Linked DNA regions of Mus musculus: region 2 is linked to region 1. The links are chromatin loops, found by intact Hi-C in ENCODE. Cell type or tissue: gastrocnemius. All regions are shown on one strand.

Region 1 (8,000 bases):
TCAGGGATTTAATCTGCTCCTTCTCCTGAGTGCGCACAGCCTGGATGTTGGGGTCCACCTCCAGCTTCAAGGGGCTCAACAGGCTCTGGTTCACCGTGACGGCTGTGATGCCCCCGACACCAGCCCCGCCAAAGCCGCCCAGACCCACGCCGGTGCCCATGCTTCCCCGGAAGCTGCTGCTGCTGCTGCCCACCCGGGAAAAGCTGGAAGAGCTGATGCGGGCACCGGGTCCACTCGTGAACGAGCGGCTGCTGAAGGCCCGGGGACCGGAGGTGGACATCTTGTAGGATTTCTGAGTCACCCTGATGGACATGGTGAAGTCTGGAGCGAAGGCAGTGAGCTGAAGACGGAGGTTCGAGAGCGAGCTAAGCAGCTGCTTCTAGACGGTGGGACAGCGCCCAGCGAAGGCCCTTTATAAAAGAAGAGGCCAGCCCCAGGGGAGGGAAAAGGGCCTCTTACCTGAGTGGCTAGACACTAGAGGGCAGGGCCTAACCCAACGTCTGCAACCTCCAGACGGGACTCAGGTGAGGGCAGCAGAGAGCTGTTCCCACCCGGGATCCCTCTCCAGCCCCACCCTAAAAATCCAGGAGAGAGCAATTGATCCCTGTGAAGGCAGGAAGTGAGCCTGGGATCTCTGACCTAAGCTGTCTTATCTCCTGCCCTCCTGTGAGAACTACTTGGGCTGAAAGGGTTCCCAGGCATTTTAGTTTAAAACACTGGGTCTCAACTCAACACAGGCAAGCTACTAGAACTCACTAGAAGTTGAAACTCAAGGAAGGTCGGAAGGGCCCTTCCTCGGGAGTCACGTAACAGATATGCTGTAGGTTCTCCACCAGTGGGTTGCAATCCCTCTAGGGATAGAGCTATGTTTTCCCAGAGGTGACATATCAAATATCCTGTGGTTCAGAATCTTGGGGGGGGGGGGTCACAACCCCTTTGGGGGTATAAGTACCCTGAAGCCTAACCAAAGCCGGCACCGGCCTTTACCAGCCAGCACTAGGACTGAGGGTGTGCCTCATCCACCACATCTCTGGCTGGTCTCTCCTAATACCTCCAAGAGACCTCCTTTAGGTGGAGCTGGCCAGGCTGACCAGCAGGGCCCTTTCGTTCCCAAGCTCCTGTTTGCTTTGTCTGCCCAGGTTACAGCTAACACCACTACCCCACCCCGCTACCTGTGCAGCATCCTGCACCCATAGGCTGGCAAAGGGGGGTGGGAAGGTAGGTAGATATTTGAGGAATGAATGAAACACAGGCTTCTAGCTGTCTTCTCTCTTGTGCAAGGTAAAGAGAAATCAAACGCAGCTCTTCTCTCTGGACACAGCACAGTATTCTCCTTTCCTACCCAGACCCGAGAGAATTCCCCAGACCAGACAGAGGCCTCGAGGAATAACAAAGACTGAGGGACAGAGGCCAAGGCAGAAAAGGGAGACCCCAGAGAATAGAGGCACAGGGGCTTTGTTGCAATCGCTTCTTTGGAGACACCTTCCCCAGGCTGCCAGGGCAGTGACTCATGGTGCCTTGGAACGGGATGGCCCTGCTGGTGGTGACTCATTCTCCAGCCACCTGGACCCTTCTCCTCTGCCCCCGGCCCCAGGCTGGCCAGATGTGATGAGGATAGTACCCTGTCTCCCTGCACCTGTCTCTCTGAACTCATTATCCCATTATCAGAGTGAGTCAGGAGAACAAGCTGGGGCACAGCCTGCACCTGTGAGAGGTTGGAGACTGGGGAGCAGAGCAAGGCCCTCCAGGCCTGGGTGGAGCAAGCAGGCAAGAGGTTTGGGTCCCCAAGGCAAAGATTCCACCTGCAATTAAATTACCTGATGGGTTGGGCTCTCTGGAAGGCACTTCAGGGTGTGATGTGGGGATTGGGTGGATCTCAATTAAGGAAACCAATAGATGACAGATATCCAAATTCCCTGGGGAACTGGGCGGTAGCAGACACCACCCCATAGCCAGGGAAAAGAGTAAGCACCTACTAAGAGAACTGTCTATGGATTCCGCCCCCCTAGGAGAAACACCCAGGACTGCTCTATGGGCACATATAGGCAAAGGGACAGAGACCCAGGATGGGCACATATATGTTCCTGCCAAAAGGGACAGAGACCCAGAAAGTCACCCCTAGAGACACACAGACATGTTCCTTCCCTACACGGCACACCTCTCTCCCTCTTTGTCTGAGAAGCCACCCCTACCTGTGTGTGTGTGTGTGTGTGTGTGTGTGTGTGTCTGTCTGTCTGTCTGTCTGTCTGTCTGTCTGTCTGAGGACACTTCCAGAAAGACCAATCTAGAAATCCCCAAGGATTGCACAGAGACCATATTCCTTCCTTGCCTGTCTTTTGCTAGGAGTCCCCAGCCTTGGGCTTCCAGCATGCTAGGAAAAGGGAAATCCTATTTACACCAGGCCCTCTCACATCCCCCTCAGTCAACACTCCGTTTTCAGGTGAAAATCAATTTAGGTGTGTGTTTATCACCCCCTCTCTAACACAGGCCCACACCCAGCAAGATTGGAGATTTTTTTTTCCAGCAAACCAAAGGGAGGGAACCGCGGCCGGCGCCGCACCGAGCTGTGAGAGAAAGCGGAAGGAGAAACGGAGCAGCTGGTCAGACAGGTATGACAGCCCTGGGGAGGGACAGCCAACTCTCCCTTTCTCCCCTTCCCCCACACCAGTTTTGGAGGGACCTGAAGGGAAGGACTGATTTAGGCAACTCGTAAAAGCTCGTCATCCAGCTCTCTTTCTGAAATCTCAGCTTCCTCCACCCTAGCTGCCTGGTTTCTTGGTCCCAGGAGTGTCTCTCAAGGTGTGGGTAAGGAGGCAGTAAAGGTGAGACCCCTGTGCTGTGCAGCTCAAAGCTCAACCCAGGGCTTACCATTTGTCAACTCTTTGTTATTTCCAGAGACCCCCCCAACCAGCCCCTCCCAATATGGTCTCTGCTCAGCAAGAGAAACCAGAGCTGCTCTGTCCTGGAACTTCCCCAAGATAGAGGTAAAAGGGAAAGGGCTCAGGGACTAGGGCCAAGTGGTCAGAGAAGAAAGAACCAAACTAGGGCAGCCACAGGTATAAGTCCTTGTAAGGCTGTCTCTGGCCACTGTGGTCACCAAAGCTTGTTCAACAAAAGAGTCATACACACTTGTGAGGAGGTGAGGGTGCCCTGCACAGACAGCTCTGCCCTAATATGTCTTTCCTGGAAAGCCAAGGGGAAAAGGAGGCCTCCTATGTTAAGACCCAGCCTTCCTCTGCCACTGAACACATATACACAAGTAAATGAAAGTAATTTTAAAAATATAATCATGGGGTGGTTAGTGGCTTAGGACGTACGTAGCTCAATTGTTTGTCTTGCATGCCACAAAACCTGGGTTTTGTGCCAGTACCACATAACTGGGCGTGGTGATCCATGCCTATAATTCTGGCACTTGGGAGGTTGGGGCAGGAGGAGCGAAGTTCAGGGTTCTCCTCAGCTACATTTTGAGTTTAAGGCCAACCTGAGAACAAGAGACTCTGTCTCAGAGGAGGAAAGGGGGGGTGTTGCAGAAGCATAAATGAGCTCCGTAAAAGAGCAGTGAGTTTGTACACCAGACCCTGGGCTAGGAACAGGAGGCAAAGTAAAGGCCGTCCCTGCATGGGGGGTAATGTCCTAAAAGTACCAAAATCACTTTGAACAACAGAGCAATTTTAAATATTGAGAGCGGCAGCATATAAACAGCTGGGAGTATAAACAGCTGGGGGTATGCAGCTGAACAGCTTAAATAGGAAGCCACAGATGGTGTGGACTGCCATCTGTAAGCCACAGAACAAGTAATTAAGTTGATTGTTGGTTCCTTGCTGTGTGCCTCCAGGCAACATTGTTCATTGTCTGCGCCTAACAAACGGAGGGGGCAAGTGATCCACCACAGAGCTACATCCCCAGCCTTCTCTCCGTTCTCCAGTGTTTTGAGACTGTTTAGGTTGTTCATTCAGGCTAAACTTGCTGTGTAGTCCAGGTCACTCCAGCTTATCACCTCCCTCAGCCTGTCAGACAGACTCAAGGAACTGCAGACCTGTACCACCAGGCTCGAGTGATTGATATATTTTTTTCTTTTCTTCATTTTAAGTCATGGCTCTGATAATTAAAGCCTCAAAACGGGAAATGGACTGACTACCCTGAAGAGAATCAAGCTTCCAAGTCAGGGAGTGTTCACTCTGGTACATACAGCACCAGAAGATGCATAGTTGATGGGAAGGACTGTGTCATCGGCCCCAAGAAGCCGGAAGACCCAGGGTCAAGTGAGATGGCGAAGCTTCCTTCTTCACACCGCTGCCACCTGAAGCCCACCGGGTCTACAATGAAAACTTCCAAGTTTCATTTGGCCCTTTCCTACCTTCTCTGGTCCCTCGGAACATTCTAGAGCCTCCCTTAATGGGAATCTTTTGAAGTTGGAAAAGAACATCTTCCAGTCATCTACTCCTAAAAGCCTGTGCTTCGTGGGATCTGGCTAAGAATTTCTGAATGCCTGGCTTTCCTATAACTCTCCGGAGTACCCCAGGAAGCTAACAAGTCAGGTGCAGATGCTTCTGGCTCTGGGTGCTCTGGACTAGCCAAGAAGAGACTCTTGGGCCAAGGGCTGTTCAGTTGATAGAGTGCCAGCCCAGCATGCACAGACGTTTCATCCCCAACACCACATAAACTAAGCATGGTGGTGCACACCTGTAATCCTATGTCTCAGGAGGTCGATACAAGAGGACCAGACGTTTATACGCATCTTCAGCAACATAGCAAGTTCAGGGTCAGCCAGGACTACATGTTAAGCACTGTCTCCCGGATGAAGAGAAGTGTCCTTTCTGTTTCCCAGATTCATAGGATCAGTGACATAAGGAGAAGCCTCAGAGACCAGAAGAGCCCTGAAAAGACAATGGCAGGGTGGCCTTTGGGAGGTGTGTTAGCCTCAGTGTCTCAGCCCACCATGGCCAAGGCCATCACCATTTGTTCTCCACAGTCATGTCATGTGAATGGCAGGATGGAGAGCAGAGGGTTTTGAGACTAGGCGTAAGAAGATAGGGGCTTTGGATGCACAGAGGGCTGGATGGCCAATGTGTACCTGGTCAGAGATCACTCTGCACAGCCCTGGCCAGGAGACTCTGGCTTAGGAAGGTCCCTCTGATTGATGCAACGAAGCATAGACAGCAAAGAAACAGCCGCATCCAGGGCTGTCTTAGAAACAGCTCAGAACTGGGGGCCACAGACACCCCGATATCGCAGGAGCTTTAGTAGATCATCAGCCATAAAAGCAACTGCAACCTTGGAGAGGAAGGGCTGAGGGAGGCTCCTCAGAAGGGAGTGCCCCAAGGCCAGCCCTGCCCACAGTCCCCATTGACTTGAGGGAGCAATGCCTCTGTTCTGGGGAAATCTTTGTGCTCCAACCTCGCTCCCCTGTCAGCTTCCTCCTCTGATACTCATGGGTGTGCCTAAACTGCCTCTGATCGTTCCAGCTTCACCAACATCAACAAAAATTTTATGAGTCTATATAACATTCGATTATCTAAGGAATTTGTCTTCGGCCATTGGAAAGCGCTGATGATTGTAGTTGGGTGGATCTGATAATAGACAGGCTGTATTTTTTAATTATAAGTAGTTTTAGTAGTGTGTGTGTGAGTGTGTATGTGAATCTGTGTGTGTGTGAGTATGTATGTGAGTGTATGTGAGTATGTTTGAGTGTGTGTATGAATGTGTGTATGTGTGTGTGTGACTGTGTGTATGTGCATGTGTATATGACTGTGTATGAGTGTGTGTGAGTGTATGTGAGTGAGTTGTGTATGTGAATGTGTGTATGTGTGAGTATCTGTGAGTGTGTGTGTGTGTGAGTGTATGTGTGTCTGTGTGTGAGTGTATGTAAGTGTGTGAGTTGTGTATGTAAATGTGTGTATGTGTGAGTATGTGTGAGTGTGTGTGAGTGTGTGTGAGTGTGTGTGAGTGTGTGTGTGAGACAGAGGGACTGTGAGGTCAAACTGAGGTTGCATGGCATGTGCATGAACAGTTGAACATGTGTGTGATAATCGGTCAGGGGAAACTATGGAGTCTCTTCTCTCTTTTCACTTTTTGTTTGTTTTTTTGTTTGTTTGTTTTTTGTCTTTTCACTTTCATGTGACTTCTGGAGACAGGACTGAGGTCACCAGGCTTGTGTAGCACATGGCTTTCCAGGCTGAGCCATCCTGTTGGCCAGGCAGGTGCTTTTGGGGGTACATATACATTTGAATGCAAAGCTAGGCAGGACCTCAGGTTCTCTCCCAGAAGAGCAACTCACAGGTCTACTCCCATTCCACACAACCTCAACTTGTCCTCAGAGCCCCTCCCTCCCTTTCACCATGAGCACAGCACACACACACGCACACACACACACACACACACACACTCACACATACACATGTGTTCCTCCTCTCTCATACGTGTGGCCCACAACCCCTTGGCCTGCTCACATCCCCATGATGCGTATGAGCATAAGTGCATGTGCCATCCTTTCTTCCCGCCCTGCTCCCACCATCTCAGACTCATAAACGCTGCCTTCCTATACCTGTGACATGTGCATAAGACACATGTGCACAGCAGCACACACCACACATACACACATGTCCAACACACAACACAGAACTAGGCTCTTGATAGCAAATGACTGATACCCAGTCAACCCAGCTTCAGCATAAAAGATCATTTATTTGTTTTCTCAGTTGGGAGTGCATTTGGCTTGTACTCTCCCTCCTCCTCAGCAGGCTGTCCCCAAGCTGTGACTAGGATGGATATCACCAAGGGACTGCTTATTTCCAGATGTGTCTAGCTGAAATTCCAAGGGTGACGCTACATCAGCTGACAGATCACATGCCTATTTCTGAACCAAGCCTTTGGTCAGGAGAATAATAAAATGCTATCACTTGAGCCAGACAGATCCCAAGATGAGCCAGTGGGAAATCGGGGAGGGTCAGGCCCACCCAAACTAATGCAAGGAGAGAAAAGAGGCCATTCACCAAAATGAGAAGTGGGAGAGGCCAGGCAGGCAAAAACAACAGATGTTCATTACTGGCACTGACTCAAATGTACACAAATACAGATGTGGAACCCCAAAGAGCTACAGGCTCATGAAGATGTCAGCATACACAGTGAGCCAGCCTCCGATGTCTTGCCAACAAACCATTGATGTCACATAAATAAAGGATTAAGACATGTGCTGTAGAACTTTTAGGGAAAGGGAACCTTTGAGCAAGCTAAATTTAGAAAAATAATAAATAATGAGGGTCTGGTAGGATAGCTGAGTCAGACTCTGTAACCCAGGCTGGGTTGGAACTTGATATGTAATCCAAACTGGCCTTCAACACATGGCAATGCTCCTGCCTCAGCTTCCTCTCCAAGTGCTGGGAATACAGGCATGCACTACCACACCCAGACTAGAAAAGTAAGGTGTAAAGGCTGGAGGTAGAGTACTTGTTGTTCACTGTGAAGTTCTAGGTTCAATCCCAGCCCCATACAAACACAACAACAAAAACAAAAAACAAAACACAACAAACAGCTACAAACCAGAAGTGTGTGAACAGCAGCAGAGGCAGGTGGATCTCTGTGAGTTTGAAGTCGCCTGCTCTACACAGCACACCCCAGGACAGTCAGGGCTTTATAGAGATGCTGTCTTTAAAAAAACGAACAACAACAAATCAGAAACCTGAAAAAAAGGTAGTTAGAAAGATATGAAAATGTAAAAAGCCAAGGGGCCAAGCCCAAAATTCCTAGGGAAGAGTGGAACAGGTGGGACAGGTATGTGTATATGTGTGTGTGCATGTGTGTGTGTCTGTGTGTATATGTGTGCATGTGAGTGTGTGTGTGAAAGGCCAGAGTATACTCAGTAGTTAGCAAAGGCTGATGATGGTGACCTGGTGACCTATTTTCTCCCCTGCTGATCATGCCACACTGGAAAAAGGTGACATTTTCTTTTGGGGGGTGCAGGGAGGGAGGGAGGCATCAGCCCTAGGACTTGGGGCATGCTG
Region 2 (8,000 bases), 58 kb after region 1:
CTGTTTAATGTTTGAGCCTTACAGCAGGTCTAACTGGCAGAGGCTCAGGAACTCAAACTCCAGACTCAAAGAGGCTCATGGCATGCCAATGCAGAAATAAACCATAGAACCCCGGTGTGATGTGACATGTCCCACATTAAGAGAGGGAGCTTACTGCTCATGTAGTGAATGAAATTCCAATCATAGGACCGGGAGTGCAGCTCAGTGACAGAATGGGAAGAGAGTTTACTGTGTAGAAGGCTCTAGGCTCTATCCACAGTGCCAAAATAATAATAACCATTGTTTGTGGGAATAGATCAGTGGTAGATTACTTGCTCAGCATATGTGAGGCCCCGGGTTTGGTACCGTGCACTGTACACACATGCACATACCAAATAGTAGCAGTGATAATAGAAAAGTAAATTATACACTCAATAGAACAGTAATGGTGATGTCAGCGAGTGTCAGGCAACAGGGACTGGGTATGCTGGGGCAGGCATCATTAGATCCCAAGTCCTGTGTTCTCTGTCTGTCTTTCTGTCTCTGTGTGTGTGTGTCTGTCTCTCTCTGTCTCTGTCTCTGTCTCTCTCTCTCTCCCTCTCTCTCTCTCTCTCTCTCACACACACACACCTCCTCCTCCTCCTCCTGATCCCTCACACAGGCTCCCCTCCCCTTTCCTAAAGCCAGAGCTTTATGGAGGAGGTGCAGCCTTGCTGTCTTGAGTATAAAACAACATGTCCATGCCTACACCAGAAAGACTTGTCCACAGGAAAAGCTAGGAGCCTGAGATCCAGCTCTTCTTTGTCACAAAAGGTTGTGCCCAGCATTACAGAGATGGAGGGTCATGGGGAGTAGGAAGGGGAGAGAGCTTCGGGGGGGTGGGGGGGGGTAACATGCTGATAGGTGAATGTAACATAGGGTAGAGACAGGGAGTGGTGAGAGCCATGAGGGCTCATAGAGTCATCTGGCTGGGTCCAGGGAAATCTTCCTTTGTAGAATTAAAGTGGGAGCCATTTTTGGAGGGGGCAGACATTATAGAGTAGAAATGTTGGTTTAAAAATGTAGAAGCCCCTCTTCCCACATTTAGAAGCATGACACACACATTTATATAAGCAAGTGTCTGGGCCAGCAAAATAGCTCAGTGGATAAAAGTGCCAAGATGATCACCAGAGTTCAGCCCCTGGGATCTGAGTGATGGAGAGAATTGACTCCTGAAAGTTTTCTGCCCCCTTCCTCTCTCACACCCTGACACCTGGCCCTCCCCCACATAAGATGAATAAATAATGTGAAATTTTTTTCTAGAAACAGGCCAAATGACCAGCCCCCAAACACACAGGCCTGTAGGGTAGGGCAAGGAGGACATGGAGTGGGGGTGGAGGGATGGAGATCGGTGTATGACCCTTCACCTAGCCCTTTGCTGATAACAGTCCACAGTGATCCCTCCCTCCTCCTGTTACCTTCAACCCCCCCCCACCTCCCCACCACACACACCTTCTGTCTCCACTCCCTCCTGGCTCTGTAAACATCATTAAACTTCACAAAGTTAAAAACAAAATCTAATCTTATCCCCACATTCCATCTCCACCGTCCCCCATAGTTGGCTCCTTCCTTCATTCTCCCAGACCCCTTTGAGCCCTGTGCTTGCCTAAGGCACCGCCTGCCAGGGGTTCTTCCTGCTCCTTTTTACACTCTCCTTCCCTGAGGCCTTCCTCTCCTAACTCTCAGCTCCTGGGCTCTCTCCTCAGACACCCCTCTACTCTCTCTACTACACTGGCTCCATTCAGAGAGATTGCTCTTTCCCTAACTGGAGAGCCTGGCCTCACAGCCCTTGGCTTTTTATCTAGGGCATCAGTTATTTGAATGAACACTGCATTTGTGCCAAAATGTGATCTGCTCTCTTCTTCCTAAAGAGACAAGAAAGAATTCCACAATGGGAGGGGCAGAACCTTCTTAGCCAGAACTTAAGAGATTTAACTGATTTAAATGAGAGACCCCTTCCAAGTCCAGATGCTCAGGTCATGTGTAAAAGGAGACTATAACAGAGTAGAGAAGCCCAAAGAGAGACACAGAAGCTGAGGAAGGAAGGGGTGGAGGTAGATTAGGAACCTGACTACAGAGGCTAAAGGGACCAAAACCAAATCGTGAGAAAGAACGGGGTATGTATTCTAGATTAAAGAAAATGAACTTTACTTGGAGGGGGGCAGTCTTATCTGCTGTTTACATTCCAGAGGACCCTGCAGCTTCTCATCTTCATGAGAAAACAACTGTAGTGTGTTCTTTCTATACAAAGCAGAGAAGGGCCAGCCTTTCCCTCAGCTTGGCACCCTCCCCACCCCACCCCTGCCTGCACCTCTGACCCTGCTGTCTGGATGTCTGGCCCACTGGAAGGACAGAGAACAGGAGTCTGTCTCCATTTTCTCTTTCCTTGTCTACTCTAAAATCATCCCTTGAGATGCACTTCCTAAGATAACACAAGAGGGCCTGGAAGTTTCAGGGCCCTAAAAGGACAAACAGGCGCATGCATGCATGCACGCACGCACACACTCAAGCAGACACACACCTCCACACCCCAGAACGCTCACGTACAAAATATCAGAAACAGCCTCGGAGGGAAATACCTGAGTCTCTCAGTCAGTCTGCCTCTCTCCACGCTCTCCTCAACAGAAAGGTCATGGAATTCAGGGCTGGAGAGTTCAGGAGTTAAGAGTGCTTGCTGTTCTTTCAAAGTTCAACTCACAACTGCCTGCAACTCCGGGTCTAGGGGATCTAACACCTCTGGTCTCTGAGAGTATCTTTGCACAAATAAAATACACACACACACACCCGTACATATGCATGGTTTAAACGCAATACATCTTTCTTAAAAGAAAGGTGAAAAAAATCAACAAATCATTCATTAGTCCGTGTGTCTGTCCTGCCTGTACTAGACCAGACACCATGCTAGCACTGCTGTGAGACGTCTATCCTCAGTATCCAGTAATATAAATTATGATCCAGCTATTAAAAGACAAAGTTGTCTTGGAGAATCAAGAAAGCTGTGACCTCTGATTGGCCCTTAAGGAACCCGTTGGAAATGAATGCGCACCCGGTGTGGAAGGGCATCCTAGGTGGGTGGAAAAGCCTGGCCAAGGTCTGGACCCGCCCCCTCTTCTAACATCACTTCCTGTCTTCATGCAGCCACCGCCTCCTCCTCCTCCTCCTCCTCCTCCTCCTCCTCCTCCTCCTCCTCCTCCTCTTCCTCCTCCTCCTCCGCATCCCTTCCAACAGCACTTAGGCTGGCTTCTCTACCTTGACCATACTCCCTAGTCATGTTGTGCTGGCTAGTTTTATGTCAACCTGACACAAGCTAGAGTTATCTGAAAGGAGGGAGCCTCAGTTGAGAAAATGACTCCATTAGATCCAACTCTAGGGCACTTTCTTAGTTAGTGATTGATGTGGGAGGGCCCAACCCACTGTAGGCGTTGCCATCTCTGGGCTGGTGGTCCTGGGTTCTATAAGAGAGCAAAATGAGCAAGCCATGGGGGAGCAAGCCAATAAGCAGCACTCCCCCACGGCCTCTGCATCAGCTCCTGCCTCCAACTGTCTGCCTTGTTTGAGTTCCTGCCTGACTTCCCTCCGTGATAGCTGAACATGTAAGCCAAATAAAGCCGTTCCTCCCCAACCTGCTTTCTGGCACACGCGCACACACACCCAATCCCTTCCTACCTCATCCTCATGGATGTCTCCTTTGCTTTCTCGGACTCTGGTGACCAGAGGTGTTCAGTATTAAGGAAGAAAGAAAGAGGGAGACGGAAGAGAAAACCAAACATCTGAGAGAGCCAGGCTCTGAGCAAGTGCATGTCTCGGGACAGAGGAAGTCTGAAGCTTCGCTTTGGATAACCGTTCGAACTGTCCCTTCAGACATTTCATTCCAAACCCGCTTATTTGTCCTCACACAGCTTCATCAGCAGTCTCCACTCTACTGATAGCAGCTGAAGTCCCGGCCCTAGCGGCCCTTGCCCTTCTCTGCCCCCTGGTGGCCTTCTAGCTGCAAACGCAGCGGCTTCTTTCTAACCAGCAGCCGCGGTGCCGCGCTCTGATTTCCTGGCTTACAGCGCCACCATTTGGACGGTTCTACTAACAGGCGGTCGCTCTGTCCCGCGTTCCTCTCCCAATTTTCCACTTAAAGTATGCTGAATGTGGGTAACATCAATAGGTCTAAATCCCCCTCCAGAGCTTCATCCATGCCAGTCTGTCATGAAGGGCCGTGCTAGAGGTGTGGATAGGAGTCAAGGAACTGGCTGTGACTCTCAATCTCTGTCATCTCACTTGTGCCCGAACTATCCCAGGTTCCCTGTTGCCTGTCCCCTCCAGCACCTCCCACTTTCCTTCAGCACTTGGCACATCCTTTATGTCCACCTTGCTACTTCCCAGTCCTCCTCAATCCTACTACCTCAGCTTCTGACTTCTGCTTATCCATCACCACACAAACAACAAATGCTTATTACATTTTAGTTTTATGTGTATGAGTATTTGCCTGTGTGTCTTTGTGTGAGCCAAGTGTGTGCCTGTTACCCACGGAGGCATCTTAGACAGTGGTGAGCTGCCTTGTGGAACCCAGGTCCTCTGCAAGGGCAGCTGAGCCACCTCGACAACCCCTTATTTGGTCTTTATTACAAAAGCAAGGGCTTGGACTGGGTGTGGTGGTGCACACCTTTGACCTCAGAATTCAAAAAGCAGAGGCAGAGCCGGGCGGTGGTGGCGCATGCCTTTAATTCCAGAACTCAGGAGGCAGAGACAGGCAGATTTCTGAGTTTGAGGCCACCCTGATCTTCAGAGTGAGACCCAGGACAGCCAGGGCTACACAGAGAAACCCTGCCTTGAAAATTAAAAAAACAAAAAACCAAAACAGAGGCAGGAGTATCTCTGTGAGTTTAAGGCCAGCCTGATCTACATAGTGAGGTTCAGGACAGCCAATACTACGAGGACATATGAAAGAAACTGTTTCAAACAAACAAGACAAAAAAGCAGAGGCAGGGTGATGGCTTGGCTTGTAAAGGCATTGTTCATGAAGCCTCATGACCTAAGTCCAACCCTTAGGACTTACACAACAGAAGGGGAAAACCAACTCCTCGAAGTTGTTCCATGACTTTCACGCGTGCACGTACAAATAAATGGGGTTTTTTGTTTTGGTTTTGGTTTTTGGTATTTTTTTTCAAGACAGGGTTTCTCTGTATAGTCCTGGCTGTCCTGAAACTCACTCTGTATCCCCTCAATGAATGTCACATAATTTTATGTAAGTGGTCCTTATTTTGGGATGTTTATATTGTTTTTAATCTACTGCCATCAAAAACTGAACTTCAACAAGCAATCTCTCTGGCTGTGTGTGTGCATGTATGTGTGTGTGTGTGTCCTGGAGTTTGAGCCTGGGACCTTCCTATGCTAGGCAAGTGCACTGGCCTCTGGCCACTTAAAAGCTGTTTTGCAGATGTTCCTGCAGAAAGCACACTTACCCATTCAAGTATGACAGTCTGATACAAACTGTGAGCCTACTCTTGAGATTCATGCAGAGCCATACTTTCAGACTGGGTCTGACAGGGCAGCCCATCTCTTTTACCCCAACCCACACACCAGGAAGCAGAGTGGGCTTAGATTCACATCTCATTTACGGACCACCTACTTCAGTTCTCTGCTTCCCAGGATTCTCAGGTTTGTTGTCTTCTCACTGGCACAGGAATCAGTATCTGTCTAATTTTACCTCCTGTCTTAGTGTAAAAATAAGGGGCTCTTTTACTTTTATGTTCACACCATTCCAAATCATACTTAGAAATCTCTGTATAGTGTTTGGTGTGTATTCACTTGTTTTGTTTTATGACAGGGTCTCGTGTAGCCCAGGCTGAGCTCAAAATTACTATGTAGTCAAGGATGACCCTGGACTTGTGGGACTCCAACTCAGTCCATCCCGGATGCTAGGCAATCACTGCATCAGCTGAGCTAAATCCCCAGCACTCACTCATCCGATACAGATCTACTGCTCTGTGTGCTTACAGTGTGCCAGGACAACTGGGTGGTTCTAAAGCATGTGGGAATAGGTATTGGTGACCCATGATACAAAAGGTTTGGGCAAAGCTAAATGGCCTAGCAGAGAATCCTCAGAAGTCATCATATTGTGGATTAGTCAGTATCATTACCAACTGTTAGCTCTCCTGGGAGACAGTGGTAGACAGATGTCAAATAGTAAGACAAAAAATGTGAGTGCCTTCCAGCGATCATGTATTCTTCTATATTCCAGACTCTACACCACAGCCCCATACGTAGCTTTGCACACTTGCTTACAGACACTTGAGGGTATTTGAACTTGAGTCCCCTGAAAATAACACATCTTTTTTTTTAACAAGGCAAGCAGCATCATTCGGGGACTATCAAAGAGACTGTCTTGACTTGGAGAATATGGGACTGTTGTATCTGTAGTGAATTTTAAAATAGTAAAAGTGACTAAAAGTCAAACTATCTTTTTTTTAAGGATTTGTTTACTTTATATATGTGAGTACACTGTCTTCAGACACACCAGAAGGCAGCATTGGATCCTATTACAGATGGTTATGAGCCACCATGTGGTTGCTGGGAATTGAACTCAGGACCTCTAGAAGAGCAGATGTTAACTACTGAGCTGTCTCTCCAGTAACCCAAACTGTCTTTTATTGTCCCCATGTGGGCCATTCTAAATAAGATCAGAGATAAAATACTATGTGTGTGTGTGTCGGGGGGGGGGGTCCTTCCTTTCTTTTGACACAGGATGTTGATGAACAGCCAGGCTAGCCTCAATCTATGTCCAGCTAGGGTAGTTTTTAACGATAAACTCGAAGTTCCCAGTGAACACACTTTGATTACTTACCTTTTAGAAAACACGGTGGTCCATATGGAAGTCAATTCAGAGGCCACCCAAAGTTTTTCCACATCTATTTTTTTAAAATGTAATTTATGTATCTATTTATTTCTGTGCGCATGCCTGCATGTAGAAACCAGAGCACAGCTTTCAGGAGTTTGTTCTCCCCTTCCACTGTGTGGGCTCAAGGAATCAAACTCAGGTGCTCTACCCATTGAGCCACCAAAGCCTTGTAACTGATCATTTGAGAATAAACTTTTTAACAATTCAGAATACTTTTGCAGCCAAAGCTTATAACAAAATTTATTCATTTATTTTTTAATGATTACTTTTTAAAATATTTATTTATATAAAAGTATTTTTTAAGCCTGTGTGTGTGCAGATGCACACTTTTGCACGTATATGTGCCTCCACCCCACACAGAGGGCATGAGATTCACATCTGGGAGACCAGCTGCTCCCAACCACCTGGCAACTCTGCACTTGGCCTGGGGAAGGGCTAGGTTGGGCAAGACTGGTTCGAGCTCCATCTATGCAGAGCTACAGGGAAACCCTCCCCTTGCTAGGTAAGGCTTTGCAGATGCTGTGGGCTGGGGAGCACCCACACTCCTGTACATAACCCCTCACCTAGGCTCCCTGTACAAGGAAGCTAATGAGCCCATTGGTTCCCTTGCATGAAGTTGAGAGAAGTCTACCTCAGGTTGTTGTTTAAACCTTGGAAAGAATGGTAGATGTTACTTACAACCTCCCCACCCCCACCCCACCCCTACCCCCACCCACGGGGAATTCTGAGGCTGGCCTCAAACTTCCTCTGCAGCTGAGGATCACACTAAACACCGGAGTACTCTACTTCTGCCTCCCAAGTGCTGGGATTTTTCTGTCGCCGTGCCCTTCTATGCAGAGATGAGGATCAAGCCCAGGGTCTCAGGCATGCTAAGCGGACCCTCTATCAACGAAACTCCATCTCCCACCCCATGAAGACAGTTTTATGAGATGCGCTGTTTAGATTTAGGGTCCAGAGGCGAGTGTTGATACAGTAACACATTACAAGCATCCTGGCCCTAGATGAGTATAGTTTGATGTTTTTAACATTGTTGTCTGGGTGTCTCTGAGAAAACATGCAGCCCATCTGTAAGCAGCTTCAGCTTTATTAGCTG

The links. Hi-C counts contacts between places; a loop is a spot of excess contacts. Peaks named below come from ENCODE experiments on the same cell type or tissue, not always from the same donor. Only the 100,000 strongest peaks of a DNase experiment are listed, where the experiment ranks them.
Region 2: it touches region 1 in a loop (3-fold over the local background); 16 of 42 quality-filtered maps call a loop at or near these places.

What each region holds. Positions count from the first base shown.
Region 1 is chr15:102,003,927-102,011,926 of GRCm38, forward strand. Krt8 (keratin 8) reads right to left here and starts at 416. Exons shown (of 9, transcript NM_031170.2): 1 at 1-416. The coding sequence starts at 313. It overlaps Gm36026 (a long non-coding RNA gene), which reads left to right and starts at 2,217. Exons shown (of 2, transcript XR_875678.2): 1 at 2,217-2,609; 2 at 4,091-5,519. It overlaps Gm41404 (a long non-coding RNA gene), which reads right to left. Exons shown (of 2, transcript XR_875679.1): 2 at 6,665-8,000. In gastrocnemius, no CTCF peak of the experiment used is centred here; no DNase peak of the experiment used is centred here; H3K27ac peaks cover 608 bases.
Region 2 is chr15:102,061,836-102,069,835 of GRCm38, forward strand. No RefSeq gene overlaps it. Among named protein-coding and RNA genes, the nearest start is that of Eif4b, 7.9 kb to the right of the region's middle. In gastrocnemius, no CTCF peak of the experiment used is centred here; DNase peaks (open chromatin) are centred at 3,584 and 4,023.